2 separate regions of the Homo sapiens genome follow, and region 2 is linked to region 1. Evidence: read pairs that join two places in POLR2A ChIA-PET (ENCODE). Cell type or tissue: OCI-LY7. All regions are shown on one strand. Links, peaks and the distances in the headings refer to the core of each region. The heading gives the core; the rest is flanking DNA.

Region 1 (5,381 bases), core at 235-5,234:
TCTTGCAAAACTGAAATTCTATACCCATTAAATAATAACTTCCCATTTTCTGCCTGCCCCTAACCCCTTCCTAATTTCTGTTTCATAAATTTGACTACTGAAAGAAGCAAATGCCTGGAGGAGGAAGACTGTGGTTTTCTGATTCTATCGCTGACTTAGAAAAGCCAGAAGTTTGGGGCCTGGGATCTGATTATTCCCCAGTAATTCACAGGTGTAATGTGGGTGTGGAGTCCAGGCCATATGGCTGATGGGAAGTGGGGAATGTCTGCATCCCACCAGAAATGAGCCCCAGCACCACATCTCCCAGGCCTCACCCCATGCTTCTTTGTACCCTCCCCTTCTCCCCAGGTACAAGCCTCGAGAGAAGCTGAAGGTGAACTTCGGCACTCCTGAGTTCCTGGCCCCAGAAGTCGTCAATTATGAGTTTGTCTCATTCCCCACAGACATGTGGAGTGTGGGAGTCATCACCTACATGCTGTGAGTGCTTAGCACCCTGGCTCTGAAGTGGGGACAGGGGTCATTTGTCTTCCTTTGGGTAATCTTAGAAGCAAAATTTTGAGCACAAGTAGTCTATTTGGGAGGTAACCCCAGGAAACCCCAATAGAGGAATAGGGTAGTGAGATGGGGAAGGAAAGGAGCCAGGGAAGGGTATGTTATCAAGCCAGTTACCATATTTACAAGGCAGTCGTATTTCCAAGTTATAATTTTAGTAGGTTAATATTGAAAAAATTGAGATGTGCCGATATTATTCCCTGGAACAAAGGTCTAAAGGCCTGTTTCTCGGTGAGGAAGGCCTACTTGGGCTTCAGCAGCTGTATCAAAGTTATGGGTTGAGCTGGGCATGGTGGCTCATGCCTGTAATCGCAGCACTTTGGGAGGCCAAGGTGGGAGGATTGCTTGAGCCAAAGAGTTCAAGACCAACCTGGGCAACATAGGGAGACCCTGTCTCTACCAAAACCAAAAAAAATTAGTTGGGCATTGTGGTGCGTGCCTATCGTCCCAGTTACTAGGGAGACTGAGGTGGGAGGATTGCTTGAGCCTGGGAAGTTGAGGCTGCAGTGAGCCATGATCATGCCATTGCATTCCAGCCTGAGTGACAGAGCAAGACCATGTCTCAAAAAAAAAAAAAAAAAAATTATGGCTTGAGCCATTGAATTTTTTGGTACTGAGACATAAAAGTAATAACTGAAAATAACAAAGGTATTCATCGAGAGTAAGGCCCGATTGTGGGCAACTGGAGTTTCATTCTGCTGGGGAACTCCAGAATGCATCATGGAATACCCCCTGAGAGTTATTTCATCTAGGGGGTATTTATACACTAATTCTTACCAGTTATTCCTTGTGGACTAATGGAGATGGGGTGGAATTGATTTCCTGATACTTCTGGGTGGGTAAAGCAAGCTTCAGCTGGAGAGAAAGCCCTCCAGCAAAGACATGCAGGTGCTTTGGTACAAATGGAGCTGGATCATGCCTATAATCCCAGCACTTTGGGAAGCTGTGGCGGGAGGATTGCCTGAGCCCAGGAGTTTGAGGCTGCGGTGAGCTATGATTGCACCATAGCACTCCAGCCTGGGTGACAGAATGAGGCACTGTTTAAAGACAAAACAAAATAAAAACCCAAATGAGGCTGGAGTGCACCGAAGGGGTAAGGGGGTGGGGGGCAGGGCAGGATACCCTTTGTGGCATCATTGAACCCCTGTGCTCCCTGTTTTCTTCTCTGTCTGGCTGTGGACTTCCCGTGGCTGCTTCCTCAGAGGTAAAGTCATGTTTTACTTCTGGTCTCCTGATTATTGTGTAACTGCTGCGCACTGTCCCTGCACTCAGATATGGGAGCTGCGCCAGGCTGGGGAAGTTCAGATCCCTGAGGCTGGCCGTCAGGGTGTCCTGATTCTCTATCCTCCCTCAGGCGGGAACCTAATAAAGCCCATTTTCCTTTGGCTTGGGGCCTGGGTAGCATCTAAATAAGCCTGGCTGTCTCAAGGACATGGAAGGCTATTTCTATTTCTAAAATTAAATCAATGTGTACTTGATAACTGGGCATACCAAGTTGGGCCCTAATTTTACTCTTTACTTCAGGAATGAGGTGGAAAGAGGTGAGCACAAGAGGGGACTTATTCCAAAAATTCTTCTTGCCTCCAAATTTTAAATCCTTCCGCTTCCTCCCTTTAATGAACACACTGGACTCCATCCTGTGGAGAAGTAGTGGAGGTGCTTTTATTTTGAACCCTCTTGGTTCTGGCTAGGTCCACTTGAACTCTGTAAGCTTCTCTATTCTGCCAATGCATGTTGGCAAATGTGGCCTCCACCTACTGATGGTCCTTTCTCTCTTCTATAGACTCAGTGGCTTGTCCCCATTTCTAGGGGAAACAGATGCAGAGACCATGAATTTCATTGTAAACTGTAGCTGGGATTTTGATGCTGACACCTTTGAAGGGCTCTCGGAGGAGGCCAAGGACTTTGTTTCCCGGTTGCTGGTCAAAGAGAAGAGGTACCTTTCATTGCTTGTCACTCATGGGCCCTTCTGATGGGGACCCCAGGTCTGGGAGCTGGGCAGGACTGCTGACCGTGAAGGTCCTTCTTCCTGTGGACAAATTCCATTCAAGATTTCTTAGTTTGCTACTTCTTTGGAAAAATAAAGGGAACAGAGAAAGGGACAAAGGAAATCAATGAAACAACAAACAAGTAGGGGCATAAAATATAGTTTTAGAAAGAAGCATATGTAGATTGGTCCTATCTGCAAGTTATCAGTTGTCATAGGCTAAGGTTGAAGAAAAGAACTGAGATATGCAGATGTTATTTCCAGAATAAAGATCTGAATACCTTGTTTCTTGGTGAAGAAGATCTATTTAGGCTTCAGCGTCTATATCAAAGTCATGGGTCAAGCCATTTGAGTTTTTTGATACTCAGAATAAGGTAATAACTGGACATAACCAAAGGTATTAACCACCCAAGGCTAAGGCCCAGGAGTCTGGGCTCTAAGACAGCTTGTATTTCCCTGACTTTTACAATTTTGTTTCTTTCTGACTGTGAAAAGTTATGTGAGAGGAAAAAAAATTCTAAGTCAGATGAACAAGTTGGCTTTATACTCTGGAAGGAGAAATGAGCTTCCTTCAAATTTCCTGTTCTTTTGCTTCTTTAAGAGCAATTCCAGGCATAGCTAGCCTTCCTACTGCCCTGCCTCAACTTCTCAGCCCCCTCTGGGAAGTGGTTCCTCCCAGAATCACTGGAATATGTTCCCCCTATAGAGGTCAGAGAACATTTTGCTGACGACCTTCTGGCACTTTGAAGGAAGGGAATTTTAGACACAAGGAGTTCCCTTTTTGGTACATGGCATGAATCTGCCTAAATGATTAATCTGTTCCACTGACTCAGGCTTCCTACTCAAGTGAACAGATTTTTGGATGAGAAAAGGCAACTCCAACTAAAAGTCTTAACTGCTCTTTGATTTCACAGCTGCAGAATGAGTGCCACACAGTGCCTGAAACACGAGTGGCTGAATAATTTGCCTGCCAAAGCTTCAAGATCCAAAACTCGTCTCAAATCCCAACTACTGCTGCAGAAATACATAGCTCAAAGAAAATGGAAGGTATTTGGTTTTTCTCTTAGTAAAGGTGGAATTTGTCATCCTAATCTGTCCTTGGAAAAAACTGTAGCTAAGTTTCCTTTTCTTTTTTTTTTTTTCTTCTTTTTGGGTTTGTTTTTATAGACAGGGTCTTGCTCTGTTGCCCAGGCTGGAGTATAGTGGCATGATCATGGTTCACTGTAACCTTAAATTCCTGGGTTCAAGCAATCCTCCCACCTCAGCCTCCTAAGTAGTTGGGACTACAGGCATGTACCACCATGCCTTGCTAACTTTCATATTTTTTGCACAGACAGGGTCTTGTTAAGTTGCCTAGGATGGTCTTGAACTCCTGGCTTCAAGCACTCCTCCTGCCTCAGCCTCCCAAATTGCTGGCATTACAGGCATGAGCCACTGCACCCAGCCTGTAGCCAGGGTTTTACTTACATTTTGATTCTAAACAGAAAGATTATTTAGGGGGAAAAATCTCTCTCATGTCAAAAGCTGCTAGCTTGATTTAAAAATGTCACAGAGCAAAAATAACTGGCATAAAACTTACATTTGGTTTGTGCTTATATGGACACTTGAAGTGACAGAATGAAGCTTAAGCATATGTTCTCAGTGGCAATCATCGTGAAGCTCCTGAACTAACTGCTTAGAGCTTGAGGCCTGATTCTTCCACATTTCAGAAATGGGAGATAAGAAAGGCCTGTTAAACTTTTAAAACTTTATAATTTTGTTTACAACAGAATTCTTTAGTCCCATGGACATAAAACCTATCTTAAAAGCAATTGTGATCCAGGGAAGTGGCTTCCAACAATTTAATATGGACTTAGATCCTCACTGGGGATCCAAAAGCACAAACAAAACCCTTTATGTATGGAGCCAGTACACAAGAATACCTATACATGTACACACTTACCGGGAAACACACAACAAAAATTTGACTCAGGCGTGGTGGCCTGCACCTATAGTTCCAGCTATTTGGGAGGCTGAATGGGGAGGATCACTTGAGTTCAGGAGTTTGAGGCTGCAGTGAGCCGTGATCACGCCAGTGTACTCTAGCCTGGGTGACAGAGGGAGACTCCCATCTCTGTTTAAAAAAAAAATCACAACATTTTCTCTAACAGAATATGATGTATTCTGATATTTTCTATTCTGTGCCACTTGGTTTTATTTTTTAAATGCTGTTCACAACCCACCAATTTGATTTCATGACCCATTGCTCGGTTGTGAATCACAATTTGAAAAACACTGTTCTATCAAAGCATGATGTAGGCTGATGAAAAATAAAAATAAGACACTGTTCTAGGGTGCTCCATTTTTCATGTGAAAAGGGCAGGATAAACCTGGGTAACCTAGTGAGACTGTATCTTTACAAACAAGACAAAAGTTAGCTGGTCGTGGTGGTGGTTGCCTGTAGTCCCAGCTACTTGGGAGGCTGAGGTGGGAGGATTGCTTGAGCCCAGGAGGTAGAGGTTGCAGTGAGCCAAGATCACGCCACTGCACTCCAGCCTGGACAACAGAGCCAGACCCCATCCTGACCCCCCTACCCCCTCCCCAAAAAAAGAAAAAAAAGAGGGCAGGATGATGTATCTTCCCACTTCATATTTACTCCCAACATGCCCCTGAAAGTCATGTGACTATTCTATAATTATTTTAGAAACTTGTTTCCCTTTAGGTATCAGATTTAAACCAACCCCAGTGGCTGGACTCACTTAAATCCTTTTATTGTTTCTTCATAAGGCAACTGGTCTAAAATACATGCTTTTTCTTTTCTTTTATTCTCTCCTTGCCTCAAGAAACATTTCTATGTGGTGAC
Region 2 (5,311 bases), core at 1-5,000, 52 kb after region 1:
GCAATACAGTTTTGGTCAAGATTTGTAAGTTAAATAAAATTTTGCTTGTTTTTCTTTTTTTGACAGAGTCTGGCTCTGTCACCCAGGCTGGAGTGCAGTGGCAATCTCAGCTCATTGCAACCTCTGCCTCCCAGGTTCAAGCAATTCTCATGCCTCAGCCTCCTGAATAGCTGGTATTATAGGCGCCCGGCACCACGCCCAGCTAATTTTTGTATTATTACTAGAGATGGGGTTCCACCATGTTGGCCAGGCTGGTCTCAAAACTCCTGACTTCAAGTGATCTGCCCACCTCAGCCTCCCAAAGTGCTGGGAGTACAGGGATGAGCCACTGAGCCGAGCCAATTTTGCTTGTTTTAAAGGGTTGTTTTTTTTTTTTTTTTTTTGATAGTCAGTAATTGTTCAAACTAGGAATTGTATCCCCATCTTTCTTTTTTCATAATTACTCAGGTAATTGATGAGTGTAACAGAAGCTCCTCAAAACAGTTTTATTAAATTGCCTTTCATTTTTTGTGGTACGTGCTTGATCATGAATTTGTACATATTCTTTTGTAGGTAACAATTCAGGTTTTAAACCAGCTTATCCAAAAGATTCGAGAAGACCTCCCGAATCTTGAATCCAGTGAAGAAACAGAGCAGATTAACAAACATTTTCATAACACACTGGAGCATTTGCGCTTGCGGCGGGAATCACCAGAATCCGAGGGGCCAATTTATGAAGGTCTCATCCTTTAAAAAGGAAATAGCTCACCATACTCCTTTCCATGTACATCCAGTGAGGGTTTTATTACGCTAGGTTTCCCTTCCATAGATTGTGCCTTTCAGAAATGCTGAGGTAGGTTTCCCATTTCTTACCTGTGATGTGTTTTACCCAGCACCTCCGGACACTCACCTTCAGGACCTTAATAAAATTATTCACTTGGTAAGTGTTCAAGTCTTTCTGATCACCCCAAGTAGCATGACTGATCTGCAATTTAAAATTCCTGTGATCTGTAAAAAAAAAAAAAAAAAAAAACACAAAACCCACAAGCACTTATCTTGGCTACTAATGAAGCTCTCCTTTTTTTTGTTTGTTTGTTTGCTTCATTGTTGATTGTGTATTTTCTTCATTCCTGGGGAGTACTAACCCAAAAGCGTCTGTCTCTTGTTTTCTAGTCCAGTTTGAGATTAATTTAGAAGAAAGGAATACTGTATGTGAAATTCATCTTGGGCTTTCCCCTAAATTGCAAGATAAGGCCATGTGTAAGATTTTCCCTAAAACTAGAATATATTAATGCATGTTTGAGAATTTTAAAGCACCATGGTCAAAACCAGAAGCTATATTTTGCATATTTGGACTCAGCCATCCATTAAGAACCCATGTTGTCCTCTGGACATATTTATCAATATAATTGGGTTTTAAATAGTATAAAAGAAAACTTGTGATCTATATAATTTATGTATCACCTTCATTGTAAATTTAGCAGGAAATGCATCACAATTATGATTTTTTTTTTTGCACCAGTGAAACAATAAAGATGCTATTAACAATTTTGGAGCTTTTTTTCCCCTTTCATACTATCTTTAATTGATAAAAAGTACTAGTAGTATGGCTATAGAGTTTAATAGTCATTCTCATATATTCACAGAGCTCACTTAACTCTAGTTTTAAGCACTTGTTGAACAAGGCAGCATCTACTCTTTTAGTCATTTATACCCCTTTTCTTTCCTCAACTTTACCCTGCTTTTCCCAAGGCATGATGAATTCACATAAACCCCCCAAAGGCTCACCACCGATACTAGTTACCTACTATATAATAAACCATCCCAAAACTTACTGTCTTAAAACAGCAAACATTTATCTCACAGGTCTCTGGATCAGGAATTTGGGAGCAGCTTAGCTGGTGGTTCTGGCAAAGAGTGTGGTGTAAGGTTGCAAACAAGATACTGGTTGGGGCTGCAGTCATCTGATGCTTTGACTGGGGCTGACTTTTCTGCTCACTGACCTGGCTGTTAGGCAGAGGCCCCAGTTCCTCTTCTTGAGGGCAGAGGCCCCAGTTCCTCTCCTTGAGGGCAGAGGCCTAAGTTCCTTTCCTTGAGGGCAGAGGCCCCAGTTCCTCTCCTTGACGGCCCTTCCATAGAGTGTCCTCACAGCATGGTGGCTGGCTTTCCCCTGAGTATGAAAGCAAGAAGGAAACCACAGTGCCTTTCAGTGGCCTCCCTGTGGAAGTGACATGCTCATTTTTGCCTTATTCTGTAAGTGGGGAGTCACTAAGTCTAGCCTATATTCAAGGGTAAGGAGAATTAAGCTCCACCTCTTAAAGGGAAAATTTATAGACATTTTCAAATGACTACATCACTTAACCCCTCACCATCTGCCCTCCCATTGCTAGCACTTGATGACTAGCCCTTGCTGGGCTTTACATGAACAGATGTTTCCCAAAGTTATAAAATTAGTACCACTAAAATGTATCAAATGTTAAGCCATTCTGTGGTATGTCATAGTCCAGCAAACCCTTTCTGTTCTTTGTAGGTGTTAGTTTACCCCGTATAAACCTGATTATGGCTTGACATGTCCATATTATTTACATGTTTTGTGAAATACAACTGGAATAGTAGAAAAGACATGAGTCAAGAACACTTGAGTTGGAGAGCTTGGTTTGCAAGTAAGGTAATGTCAGTACAGTGTGTAAATTATCTCTTATTTTCTGGGTTGAGGTAAACCCAATTTTAAAAATAATAAACCAACAAAAGTAAATAAAAGTGAAACAAAAGCACTGCTAGTATCCTTAACTTACAGATTTTTTTTGTTGAACAAAAACTGGGTACCAGATATAGTTAGGCACTGAATCTAAAGGTGAAGAAGATCATAGCCTCTAGCTTCAAGAACGTTAGTCTGCTGTGAAGACAGACCTGTAGTTACAGAAGATGGTAAGGGTTTGTGCAGGAGAGCAGTGAAGAAGAGCTTTGAGGGATTGGGGATGGGGAAGTTCTGCAGAGGGTTGTATGAATTCTCATGGAACATCAAGTCCAATAGTTTATTTAGCCTTCTGAGGCCAGTGCTTTGGCCTGCAGTCCCAGGCTCCTCAGACCCATGGGCTGAAGCAAGTTATACTCTTGGCTGCCTGTAGTGAAATAGATATTTAGAAATTGACTTAGCATTTAAAACCCTTTATAGCAATTTGACAGAGTAATTTTATGTCTATTGGATGTAATAAATATTTGGCTTTGTGCTTTGTGTGTCTGCTATTCCCTGTTCTCCTTTTTTAGTAATTTTTATTGTGTCTTACAAAAAAGTACCTGTCCTTAATTGGGGTGTGGTGGGGAATCCCTCACAGGTGGATGGAAACGCTGAACCAGGGCAGGCTTGGTGCTGAATGGCATTAAATTCCAAGACTAGGGGATAGTTTGGGGGGACACATCTAGGAAGATGCTGTGACTGGATGAGAGATGCCTGCCGTGTTAGACTTTCCTACCCTCCCTTTCCTGCCTCTACCCAGGAAACCAGTGATTCTTAGAGTCCAGATGATCCCTTCTTTGCCTAGAAATTCATGTTTCTGACTCATCCTCAAGCCTGAAATTGGTGGTCATCAGGTTAATGAACTGCAAAAACAGCCCCTGCTGATAGACACTGCTCAAAGAGAGAGGCGTTTGAGTTGATCAGGCACCAGAGCACCTAGAAGGAGAATGATGAGCACTTGTGTACAGTTCGTGTGCAGCTCTCAAAGGCATTGAGAAATGTGACAGACCTCAAGGAATAAATGCACCACCACAGGCACTGAGGGGATTTAAACACAAAGTCTAGGTTCCAGAGGGGTCTTCTGTTAACATTTGCTCTCTCATTCAGAGACCTCAAGGTAATAAGCTCAAGCAGAAAGGATTTCCCAACAGAATTGTCTTTGACAATGGGAATTCCAGACTGCATATTGTAAATGAAAGGTAGAGAAATCTGTGCAGGAGACCTTCCTGTTTGCTGGGGTTTGTCCTATGGGGATGCTGTAGGCATGGACAACAGACACTGATTCAGGTGCCAGTATCTACACATTTACCATACACTTGAATTCCCAAGAGTAGTGACTTGCCTTAGGTTTGATTAAAGACAAATGTTTCCTGGCTTGTGGTCTTGTATTGCTGATTACTCCAGTAGGGCACCCTGCATTGTCCAACAAAATGGTCCATGCTTCCAAAATCTCTGGAGAGGGACTGTATATTTTATTTTTTTGAGACGGAGTCTTGCTCTGTCACCCAAGCAGGAGTGCAGTGGTGCGATCTTGGCTCACTGCAACCTCCGCCTCCCCAGTTCAAGCAATTCTCCTGCCTCAGCCTCCCGAGTAGCTGGGATTACAGGCGTGCACCACCATGCCTGGCTAATTTTTGTATTTTTAGTACAGATGGGGGTTTCACCATGTTGGCCAGGCTGGTCACGAACTTCTGACCTTGTGATCCACCTGGCTCAGCCTCCCAAAGTGCTGGAATTACAGGCATGAGCCACCTTGCCCAGCCAGATTGTATATTGTACCACTCATTGCTGTGTTCAGGCTTGCATCAGTAGTGTCTTCAAATAAGTAAAATCTTAGGCTGTGACTTAAATCCATTTTCACTTAGAGAAATAGAAACACAAGGAAACCTTTGGACGCTTCATAACTGCTGGGAAAGGGGTATTATCAATTGTGTTTGAGAGTCAAACTATAAATTACTTCCCAAGGTTAGTTCTACCTATGCCCAGGAATGAACAAGGACAGCTTAAAGGTTAGAAGCAAGATGGAGTCATTTGGGTCTGATCTCTTTCACTGTCATAATTTCCTCAGTTACAATTTTTGTAAAGGTGGTTTCAAATGCTTTGCTGACCTCCCATAAACAAGGATGTGCCAATTGTAACTTCAGTTCTGCAATTCAAGTCTGCTCCCAAAACTAAAGTCCATTGAATTGCATACTGATTGATAATGTTCATTACGAGTTTATCTTCCCATGTGCAGAGCAAAGACAAGAGGAGATCAGCCATTCCTCCACCTACCCAGAGACGTTGCATTGGAAAGGAGCCGTATCTTCTAGTATGGTTTTGCAAATGTAAAATGTAAAATCTATGCACGCTCACAGGAAGGGAGAAAGAAAAAAAATAAAAGAGGAAGGGTAAGAAAAAAAGTAAAATGTAAAATCCGCCTGATCTATTTTTAGAAATCAGGTTCTATCATTGTTTTTTCAAGCCTTGTCTTTAATTACATACACAAAGGTGATGGAATACTTTCATATACTAGTACTGTCAATTAAAAATAAAACCTTAAGCCCCCCAGCTGACTGAATGGACTCCCTTTTGGCCAAGGAGACCCCCGTGAAA

What was found. Peaks named below come from ENCODE experiments on the same cell type or tissue, not always from the same donor. Only the 100,000 strongest peaks of a DNase experiment are listed, where the experiment ranks them.
Region 2: POLR2A ChIA-PET joins it to region 1 with 5 read pairs; 2 of 35 experiments call an interaction of 5 or more read pairs at or near these places.

Annotation. Positions count from the first base shown.
Region 1 is chr16:46,707,744-46,713,124 of GRCh38, reverse strand. It overlaps MYLK3 (myosin light chain kinase 3), which reads left to right. Exons shown (of 13, transcript NM_182493.3): 10 at 349-477; 11 at 2,336-2,488; 12 at 3,454-3,586; 13 at 5,362-5,381. Among named protein-coding and RNA genes, the nearest start is that of ORC6, 21 kb to the right of the region's middle. In OCI-LY7, for the core only: no CTCF peak of the experiment used is centred there; no DNase peak of the experiment used is centred there.
Region 2 is chr16:46,655,893-46,661,203 of GRCh38, reverse strand. It overlaps VPS35 (VPS35 retromer complex component), which reads left to right. Exons shown (of 17, transcript NM_018206.6): 17 at 553-5,072. The coding sequence ends at 732. Among named protein-coding and RNA genes, the nearest start is that of VPS35, 31 kb to the left of the region's middle. In OCI-LY7, for the core only: no CTCF peak of the experiment used is centred there; a DNase peak (open chromatin) is centred at 2,043.